2 separate regions of the Homo sapiens genome follow, and region 2 is linked to region 1. Evidence: read pairs that join two places in POLR2A ChIA-PET (ENCODE). Cell type or tissue: MCF 10A. All regions are shown on one strand. Links, peaks and the distances in the headings refer to the core of each region. The heading gives the core; the rest is flanking DNA.

What was found. ChIA-PET counts read pairs that join two places held together with the same protein. Peaks named below come from ENCODE experiments on the same cell type or tissue, not always from the same donor. Only the 100,000 strongest peaks of a DNase experiment are listed, where the experiment ranks them.
Region 2: POLR2A ChIA-PET joins it to region 1 with 5 read pairs; 10 of 35 experiments call an interaction of 5 or more read pairs at or near these places.

Annotation. Positions count from the first base shown.
Region 1 is chr2:62,651,517-62,656,905 of GRCh38, reverse strand. No RefSeq gene overlaps it. Among named protein-coding and RNA genes, the nearest start is that of EHBP1, 52 kb to the left of the region's middle. In MCF 10A, for the core only: no CTCF peak of the experiment used is centred there; a DNase peak (open chromatin) is centred at 2,725.
Region 2 is chr2:62,709,891-62,715,279 of GRCh38, reverse strand. All of the region lies in intron 2 of EHBP1 (EH domain binding protein 1), which reads right to left. Among named protein-coding and RNA genes, the nearest start is that of EHBP1, 6.9 kb to the right of the region's middle. In MCF 10A, for the core only: no CTCF peak of the experiment used is centred there; no DNase peak of the experiment used is centred there.

The sequences.
Region 1 (5,389 bases), core at 125-5,124:
CTAGTTCCTTAGTAAGGAAAGGACAAAGACTGCGGAATACACAATAAATAATATATTAAATACAAAACACCCTTTACTACATTTAACTGTATATGAGAAAATATGTAAGTATTAAACTCTCATTTCGGAAAGAAGACTTAGTTGTTCTCAACAAATCCATTGGTTGTCTTCATAAATTCCAAAATTAAAAGACTCTAAAATTTCATAGGTACCTGAGCTGAATGCACACTCACTATTATGGTCAAGATTCTTGTGCCCAGAATGGACAAAATCCTTCAGAATTCTTCCTTCCCAAGTTTTATTTATGTCTGGATGTGCCACATGTTACATTACCATATCCATGAGGATGATGGAAAAAGAGTCCAGAATAGTCTGAGACTTAGTTTTGGCTCTATGAATTACCCTCTGTAGCTCCAGCTGGAAGAACTAGTTTGAACACATCTGGAGGCCAAGTATGGATTAGAGAAGCAGGTTTAATATTTTTTCTTACCAAGGGAAATTAGCTACTGGAAATTGCTCAAATTATTACTGTCACAATCTTCTGCTACCAGGGTAAGATTTTCAGAGAATTGTTCTCAAGGAGATGAAGTCTGATCAGTCTTGATGAGATTACTTTGTACGGATGGCCTTATTCTAAGATTTTAAAAACAACTGTGGGCATGAAATATCATGGATGATTGTAGATTTGTGTGTATGGGGAACAGGAAGGTTGGTGGGGAGGGAATCAGTTGTCAGAGTGAAGAAGAAGAAGGAAGGAAGGAAGAAGGAAGAAGGAAGAAGGGAAAAATAATCTCTATGAGTCCTTTTTTTTTTTAAGTTTCTTGTTTGTAGAAGTTTTATACATAAAACTTATTTTTTGGATCTGATACTGCTCTTCTACGACCACAGTTTATTGCTACATGGTTCTTTGTGATCAGTCAGTCTTCTGCTCCCTCTCCAGTCTCATTTTTCTCATGAAACTCCACATCACCAAGCCACGCTGAAGGTATATGGAATGACATTCATGTTTTTGAATATGCCATACTCTTTCACAACTCTGTGTCTTTGCGCCTTGAATACCTTTTCTTTCTTTGGCCATCAAGCAAACATCAACTCTACTAATAAGATTACTTAAAAGTAATCTACTTTTAAGAGTTGACTCAAATATTACCTCCACTATGAAGCCTTTCTTTACCTTGAAACTTATCCCTACCCCTTACCAGGGACAATTGACCAATCCCTCCTTTGTAATTCCTTTTATTTTTAGCATATTTCTATAGTGATACTGCCACATTTAATTGCTTTTTTTTTTTTTTTAAGAGATGAGATCTTGTTCTGTCACCCAGGCTAGAGTGCTGGAGTCCAGTGGTACAATCATAGCTCCACCACCACACCTAGCTAATTTTTAAAAATTTTCTAGAGATGAGGTTTCAATACGTTGCCCACGCTTGTCTCAAACTCCTGGTCTCAACTGACTCTCCCACAGCAGCCTCCGGGAGTGTTGGGATTATAGGCGTGAGCCACTGCACTCACCTACCTGGCACTTCTTTTTATTTAAGTGTCTGCTTCCCCCTACCAAGTAGCAAGCATCCTCAGAGCAGCTCCATGGATTCTTTTAAAGATCTGGGACTTCAGCTTTTCATTCAATTTTGTAATAGTTCTCAGCTTCTTCCAATAAATTCCACTTTTGTGCTCAAGTTAGCTGAAGTCACTTTCTATTATACATAACCACAGAACCCTAACTGTTACAGTAATTTCCTGAAACTGAACCAATTGTTTGAATGGAAGGGACTCAGGAAGCTCAGAGCACAAAAAAAGGAGACCCTAAGAGTAAGAAATTGGCAAAGTTTGTCCAGCACTTTTCAGAGGAGAGTGTGCTCAGCTTCTGGGAACTCACTCAGTCTGGTAACTGAAGAAGTCTCTTGTGGGTCAAGGATAATTCTACATACCTCATCATGGCCTGGACGATATTCTTAAGATCATTCTCCACTTTTTTCTCTGACTCCGTGTTTCCCACCCAAACTTACAATCATAAATTCAATTCTCCGGGTATTATGAGATCAGGAAAGAAGCAGCTTTAGTAATTGGAAAGAAGTATCCTCCATTTTAAGTGAATAACATCTGTAAGTGAATAACATTATACAGCAACTTCTTGAAAGTTTCGACAGCAGCTCAAGTCAGTTGTCTCAGTCTGAAAAGAGTCAGAGCCCTAGCAATGGTGAGTTTCTCAGTCTGCAAGACTGGCCTGAGGTGACCTCACCAAGGTGGTGCCACCCTTTGGGGTTTACCAGGAATGCCACAGTTTGTCCAGATTATACTATTCTTCCATGCCATGCCTCATTTCACCACAATACTCATAAAACCTTAGCGGTGAATAAGTCTTCAAGGTCCACATTCCTTGCTATATGAGGGTTAGACAGTAAGTTAAACTGAATTCCAATCATTGCCTAAAATTAGGAAGTTGAGCGAGCAAGGTTTAGTTTTACCTTCATATGATAAAAGGTTTTAAGAAAATTGATGATGTAAGGCAGTTCTCTCCTTCTCTGTTTTTTTTTTTTCTGTGACAATACAAGAACAGTGTTGGCATGAGCAACACAGACCCATGTGCATTTCCTGACTCCATCTCTGTAACCCACCCCTGCCTTTTCTCTTAAGAAGCACATGGAAATGCAAACGTGTGACTGTGATATTATTGTGATAACCTTAAATGTTCTCGGATTTATTGTTAAAAGTGAATCACTTGCGAACTTTGATACTTCTACTATGATTGGTATGAAGTTGCTTGCAACATATCGGTGTGTCCTGTTGAGACCTGCAGATGTAAATATTGAAGGAAGAATGTTTGAGCTAATTATTACCTAAGTTGTTTATAAGAATTTTCTGGTGTTTGTGGAATTAACCTACCAATTTCACTCTTTCTTGTCAGTTTCAGTAGGAGGAACAGAAACCCAATCTGCTATTACTGAGAACTTGAATTGGAGTCCATACTGGAAACCAATAAATCACTTCCATTATCAAGAACTTGTTCATTTGTCTTGGTCCCTCCTCGTAGATTTGGGCTGACCTTTCTAATCAAGTTAAATAAACAATGTTTTGCTGAATACTAAAAGACTGGAGAAAGCCCAAGTCAATTGACAGTGATGCCCTTTTCATTCTAAGATTATTGATTTAGATTCCTCAACTCCACAGAACTCCATCCCTGGCTGCAGGTTGAATACTATGGATGCCAGGGAATGCCTTACTTAGGCCACCTGGGGACTTATTTAGTACTTGACTTATAATTTTTAAATTATTATCATTATACTTTAAGTTTTAGGATGCATGTGCACAATGTGCAGGTTTGTTACATATGTATACATGTGCCATGTTGGTGTGCTGCACCCATTAACTCATCATTTAGCATTAGGTAAACCTCCTAATGCTATCCCTCCCCGCTCCCCCCACCCCACAACAGTCCCCAGTGTGTAATGTTCCCCTTCCTGTGTCCATGTGTTCTCATTGTTCAATTACCACCCATGAGTGAGAACATGCGGTGTTTGGTTTTTTGTCCTTGCGATAGTTTGCTGACAATGATGGTTTCCAGCTTCATCCATGTCCCTTCAAAGGACATGAACTCATCCTTTTTTATGGCCACATAGTATCCCATGGTATTTATGTGCCACATTTTCTTAATCCAGTCTATCATTGTTGGACATTTGGCTTGGTTCCAAGTCTTTGCTATTGTGAATAGTGCCACAATAAACATACGTGTGCATGTGTCTTTATAGTAGCATGATTTATAATCCTTTGGGTATATACCCAGTAATGGGATGGCTGGGTCAAATGGTATTTCTAGTTCTAGATCCCTGAGGAATGGCCACACTGACTTCCACAATGGTTGAACTAGTTTACAGTCCCACCAATGGTGTAAAAGTGTTCCTATTTCTCCACATCCTCTCCAGCACCTGTTGTTTCCTGACTTTTTAATGATCGCCATTCTAACTGGTGTGAGATGGTAGCTCATTGTGGTTTTGATTTGCATTTCTCTGATGGCCAGTGATGGTGAGCATTTTTTCATGTGTTTTTTGGCTGCATAAATGTCTTCTTTTGAGAAGTGTCTGTTCATATCCTTCACTCACTTTTTGATGGGGTTGTTTGTTTTTTTCTTGTAAATTTGTTTGAGTTGATTGTAGATTCTGGATATTAGCCCTTTGTCAGATGAGTAGGTTGCAAAAATTTTCTCCCATTCTGTAGGTTGCCTATTCACTCTCATGGTGGTTTCTTTTGCTGTGCAGAAGCTCTTTAATTTAATTAGATCCCATTTGTCAATTTTGGCTTTTGTTGCCATTGCTTTCAGTGTTTTAGACATGAAGGCCTTGTCCATACCTATGTCCTGAATGGTATTGCCTAGGTTTTCTTCTAGGGTTTTTATGGTTTTAGGTCAAACGTTTAAGTCTTTAATCCATCTTGAATTAATTTTTGTATAAGGTGTAAGGAAGGGATCCAGTTTCAGCTTTCTACATATGGCTAGCCAGTTTTCCAAGCACCATTTATTAAATAGGGAATTGTTTCCCCATTGCTTGTTTTTCTCAGGTTTGTCAAAGATCAGATAGTTGTAGATATGCAGCATTATTTCTGAGGGCTCTGTTCTGTTCCATTGATCTATATCTCTGTTTTGGTACCATTACCATGCTGTTTTGGTTAATGTAGCCTTATAGTATAGTTTGAAGTCAGGTAGCGTGACGCCTCCAGCTTTGTTCTTTTGGCTTAGGATTGACTTGGTGATGCAGGCTCTTTTCTGGTTCCATATGAACTTTAAAGTAGTTTTTTCCAATTCTGTGAGGAAAGTCATTGGTAGCTTGATGGGGATGGCATTGAATCAATAAATTACCTTGGGCTGTATGGCCATTTTCACGATATTGATTCTTCCTATTCATGAGCATGGAATGTTCTTCCATTTGTTTGTATCCTCTTTTATTTCCTTGAGCAGTGGTTTCTAGTTCTCCTTGAAGAGGTCCTTCATATCCCTTGTAAGTTGGATTCCTAGGTATTTTATTCTCTTTGAAGCAATTGTGAATGGGAGTTCACTCATGATTTGGCTCTCTGTTTGTCTGTTATTGGTGTACAGAAATTATAACAAACTGTCTCTCAGACCACAGTGCAATCAAACTAGAACTCAGGATTAAGAAACTCACTCAAGAAAATATTCCTGGGGTGGGTTGGAGCCAAGATGGCTGAATAGGAACAGCTCCGGTCTACAGCTCCCAGCATGAGCCATGCAGAGGACGGGTGATTTCTGCATTTCCATCTGAGATACCGGGTTCATCTCGCTAGGGAGTGCCAGACAGTGGGCACAGGTCAGCGGGTGCGTGAGCCGAAGCAGGACGAGGCATTGCCTCACTCGGGAAGTGCAAGGGGTCAGGGAGTTCCC
Region 2 (5,389 bases), core at 92-5,091, 58 kb before region 1:
AGCTGGGCATGGTGGCATGCACCTATAGTCCCAGCTACTCGGGAGGCCGAGGCAGAAGAATTGCTTGAACCCGGGAGGTGGAGGCTGCAGTGAGCCAAGATTGTGCCACTGCACTCCAGCCTGGGTGACAGAGCAAGACTCTGTCTCAAAAGAAAAAAAGAAAAGAAATACATCATAAATATCATAAAACATCGCTACAGGACACATACGAACACACAGACATGCATACACAAATGCTGGCAAATTAATTCTACTTTGGAGAAATTAAGTTAGTTTTCTTAGCCCAACATTTGCTTGAAATTATTATAAAAAGGAAATAAAGTTATAAAACCATAGGAATTGATTTTGCTTCAGAAGCAAAAATATGTAGTTCCTCTCCCCAAAAGTCAAAGTATTGTCAAAACTTAGCTCATTTCAGCACTGTACTTCTGCAGGCACATTCCCTGGTTACTCCTACCTCCCTGGTCACTCCAACCTATGCTAGTTCATCTTTCTCTAACACTCTTAAAAGTTCAGGTTATATTTACAGTCTTCTTCCCACCTACTCTAACCTTTCTCTCTAGATAGTTCTCTTCATCACTCATTGCTTATTTATCAGATAAAAAATAATAACAACAATGGGTAAAATTTTCTGGGTGCTTACTCTGTCAGACACTGTTCTAACCCCTTTATTACAGGTATTATCTTACTTAATCTTCAAAACAACTCTATGCTGGAAGTAGTGTTATTATCATCTCCACTACTGAAGAAGTACCAAGAGATAATTCATCCAAGGTCACACAGCCAGAAAATATGTATTTTACACAGACACAGACCTCAATGTTTTCAGAAGCTGTTCTAAAGTTTCTTTCTATAAGGCTGGAAAACTGGCACAATGGTCTCTTCTCTGTTACTTATGTAGTTTGAGTGGAATAAGACTAAACTAATAGTTTAGAGCCTGAGCACAGAGAACACAGAAAGGTGCTAGACTCTGTATTCCCTAAACACTAGCTGCAAGTAACTCCCACGACTTAAAGCAGAAGTCAGCAAACTTTTTCTTTCTTTCTTTTTTTCTTTTTAAGAGATAGGGTCTCACCATGTTACCCAGGCTGGTCTTGAACTACTGAACTCCTGAGTTCATGGGATCCTGCCACCTCAGCCCCTCCCAAAGTGTGAATATTTACAGAAAAAAATTTGTTCTCTATTTTTTTAGAGAACAAAAGAGCCAGTTTGGATCAGGCCAGAGTTTGCCTGCCAACTCTTGATCTAGAGGCATATTTTGAGTCATGTGTAGACATAATCATGATGTAAGCACATCAATATCCAATTATGGCATTAAGTGGCTCCACTATATTCCTTAAAGAACCCACCACAATTGAATTTTGTAAAACTGTTCTTCACATAGAATAAAGACTTAAAATCTGGAAAAAACACAATATGTAACAATTACAATTTAAAAAAAATCAGTTTATAAGATACTATCATGAAATTACAAACAAGTAACATCAATTTAGCATTTGCTAAAATCATATGCCTTTGACAACTTACAATATAGAAAAGACTGCGCTATTTTGTTTCAAGGAATAAGATGTTCAAGATTCACATAACTTGCAACATAGAAAGTACTGCAAACTAACCTCTCTAGAAGCAAGCCTAGAAACTAGGGAACAATACCTTTCTTACCTTGCCTCTTCCTTTTGCAGTCATCTAACCTTCTGCCCCATCTCTCCCCTCATACATTAAAGATTTTAGCACCAGGCCAGGTGCCGTGGCTCAGACCTGTAATCCCAGTACTTTGGGAGGCTGAGGTGGGCAGATCATTTGAGGACAGGAGTTCGAGACCAGCCTGGCCAACATAGCAAAACCCTGTCTCTACTAAAAATACAAAAAAACTAGCCAGACATGGTGGTACATGCCGGTAATCCCAGCTACTTAGGAGGCTGAGGCATGAGAATCACTTGAACCCAGGAGGCAGAGGTTGCAATGAGCCACTGCACTCCACCCTGGGCAACAGAGTGTGACTCTGTCTCAAAAAAAAAAAAAAAAAGAGTTTAGCACCTGACTCCCTGTCTTAAATGTTTCTCCTCCCATTATTCTTGGCAACTTCAAGAGCCACACAAATAATCTGTCCACACATTGGCCTCTAAATTCCTTGACCACCCTCTTCATACCCAAAAAATCTTTTACTCCATTTCACCTCAGCCACCAACTCTCATGGTTATATACTAATAGCTATAGTCTCTAACAAGGAATAGGAATACCTGGAAGGTGCAAAAGATTATCTACTCAAACACAGCAAGAAATTCTACTTAAATTTATTTATTTTAAAGGTATTTATTTTATTAAAGGAAATTAAAGTATACTCATATTTCATGTATGCAGTATATTAAAAATATATTGGGATATGTGCTCATTTTTGTAAACAGATATGCACATGTGATCCAAGGACACCACCAGTATCTTGTCATTAACATTAACCACATCCTCAAAATCAAGCATCTCACACTCTTCCACCTCCCATCTTTCCAGCTCCCAACCCCAACAATTCTTCAACCTCTTTAAAATCTTTCAATCATTATCCTTTTCATGCTTTCACTGACTATCCCATCTTTCACGTACTTACCTTCTCCTTTTCCAGCTTATATTCCATGGTTCATCACTAAAACCACTCCTGCACATTTGCTCTCAATTTCCCTGTCTCTCTTCCCCTCAGTTATACATTCCTGACAAAATCCAATCCTGGTCAAATCCAACTCTATCTATTCCATGCCTGCACCAAAGCACTGAACACAGTTGGATTAAAATATGCAAACTTGCTGGTTGCATTCACTTAAAATTTATAATCACAAAGTTAAGAAGGTCATCACTACTACCCAGCAATCCCCCTACATTTCCCTAGTCAATTCATTCTCACTTTGACAACTTCATACCTCATCTCCTCAGTTCTTCAACAACTGTCACCTCCCTCCCAGCAGATGATTTCTTATATCATTTCCCTGAGAAAACAGAATGTCCACATCCTTCCCAACCAAATCTACCAACCTATCTGCTTCTCTACCCATGTACCCTGCTTCTCCCCTTGTAACAATGAATGGTCCCTGCTTCTACCTAAGTTCAACGTTTCCACTTGTGTTCTGGATCCTTTTCTCTTTCTCTCACTCAAAGACTTTTCTGTCCTAAGGTTACCTCCTCTCCCACCACATCATCCATTTTTCCTTCTCTACCAATCATTTCCACCAGCATTTACACATGTTGCAATATCTGCCAAGCAAAAAATGTACCTTGAACCCTTGTCTCTCTCCAAGTATTACCTAGTTCTCTGCTTTGTAGCAAAATACTCCAAAAAAATCATCATACTCACTGTAATCACTTCCTTTCCTCTAAGCCAACTTAATCAAGTCTTCATCTCCACCACTCCATTGAACCATTCCTCAAAATCATTAGTTCTTTCCATCTTGCCAAATCCAACGGTCACCTTGCTCAACCTCTCAACAGTATTTGACACAGCCAAATACTCCCTTAATACACTTTTTGCAGTTGGTTTCTTAGAAAACACGCTCTCCCAATTTTCCTATCTCACTACTGCTTGTTTCCTGTCTCCTTTGTTGGCTCCTCCTCTCCTTCCTCACCTCTATATGCTGAAGTGCCTCAAGGCTCAGTCTTCAATCCTCTTCTCAATCTGTATTAATGCATAGGAAATTTTCTATCGCCCCATGATTATAACTACTACTTACATACTAAGATGATCCAGCCTCTGAGTTTGAGACTTTTATAATTAACTGCTTAACTAAGATCTCCATCTGGATGTCCCAAACGAAAAGCAAACAGAATTCTTGATTTCTCCCTCACACCAAACCTTTTCCTCCCCAAGTGTTCCCCTATCCCTTCAATTAATATTACATTCACCTGGTTGCTCAGGCCAAAAACCTATAGTCATTATTGATTGTCTCTTACTTTACATCATATCTAATCCATCAGTAAGTCCTGCTAACTATATCTTTAAAAAAATTTATTATCCAGCTACATGGGTACATAAAATTGTCAAAACTCACTGAACTGTACACTTAAAATGGATGCATTTTACTATATGCAAGTGTAAATTATACCTCAATAAAGTGTGGTGGTGCTGAGTGTGTGTGAGGGTATGTGTGTGTTACATATGTCTGACCATTTCTCACCACCTACTACTCTGCTGTTTGAATTACTGCAACAGCCTATTAGCTGGTATCCCTGCTTCCACTTTTACTCATGACAGTCCATATCCCACAAAACACACCAAGTTTGTTTCTAATTAATGCTTTTTTCTGTTCTTTGTAAAATTTATTTCAAAAGTAGGTTATTTACATCAAGGCTCATGTATCTCTATATCACTCCATGGTCAACAGAGAAATGCTTGCTTAAGCCACCCAAAGAAGTGGATCTGAAATTAATACTTCTTAATGTAATTTGGTCTTCATAAATTCAACTTAACACTGAAAGTGCATGTAGTCTTCTTAATGTCTAATTGGAAGACTAAGCTGGGATCAGTTACACATAGCCTGGAACATCAGATTAAAGAGTTTATATTTTATCTAACAGGTCAATGTCACAAACTTAAACACTAAGAAAAACTACTTTTTTTTTACCTTTCAAATCCTGGGGTCACAAGGTTGGCAAAGATGTGTGAAATAATGAACAAAAAGAAGAGTTACTTTCAGGGATGTATCTTCACCTTTTTGTACCTCTAGAGTTTTGAACCATGTGATTGTACTGCCTATTTAATATATAAATTATAATTAAAATTATATTTTAAAATAAGGAAAAGGAATTCTTATATGACATAGAAAAATAAGAAACTAAAATAAATACATGACTTTTTGGGAAAAGTTTACAGCACTCTGAATATTTTTAGTCCTCCCACCACAACTAAGAATTAGATGGAAGAAATATAAATACAAATATAAAATATGTTCATATATATACATACAAAATATAATACGTATTCATACATAATGATTCATGTCATATATTAGAGAGCTTTTACCAGAATTTAATTTGCAACATAGTTAAATTATCATCATAACCCCAACTTGCCAACTTTCATACAGTTTACTTAAACACCTGTAAAGCCTTTGAGAACTCATATAGTAAAGATTTCTCTCAGAAATCTAAAAGCCTACAGATGATAAAAGAACAGAACAGAAAGTAAACTGAGAAATGACAGTACAGTCTCTTTCAAACTCATCTCCAGAGGCCAGTCTTACTACTTGCCAACAGCTACATCATTTAATAATTAAATGACATAAGGACAACAAGAAGAGTAGGGGGTATAAACCCCTATCATCTCCAAATTTGCTAAAGCCCCTTCATGTGGCAATCAAGGAATGATGATGAATAGGCCCTCCCTGGTATACTGTCCCTCTCTCAAATG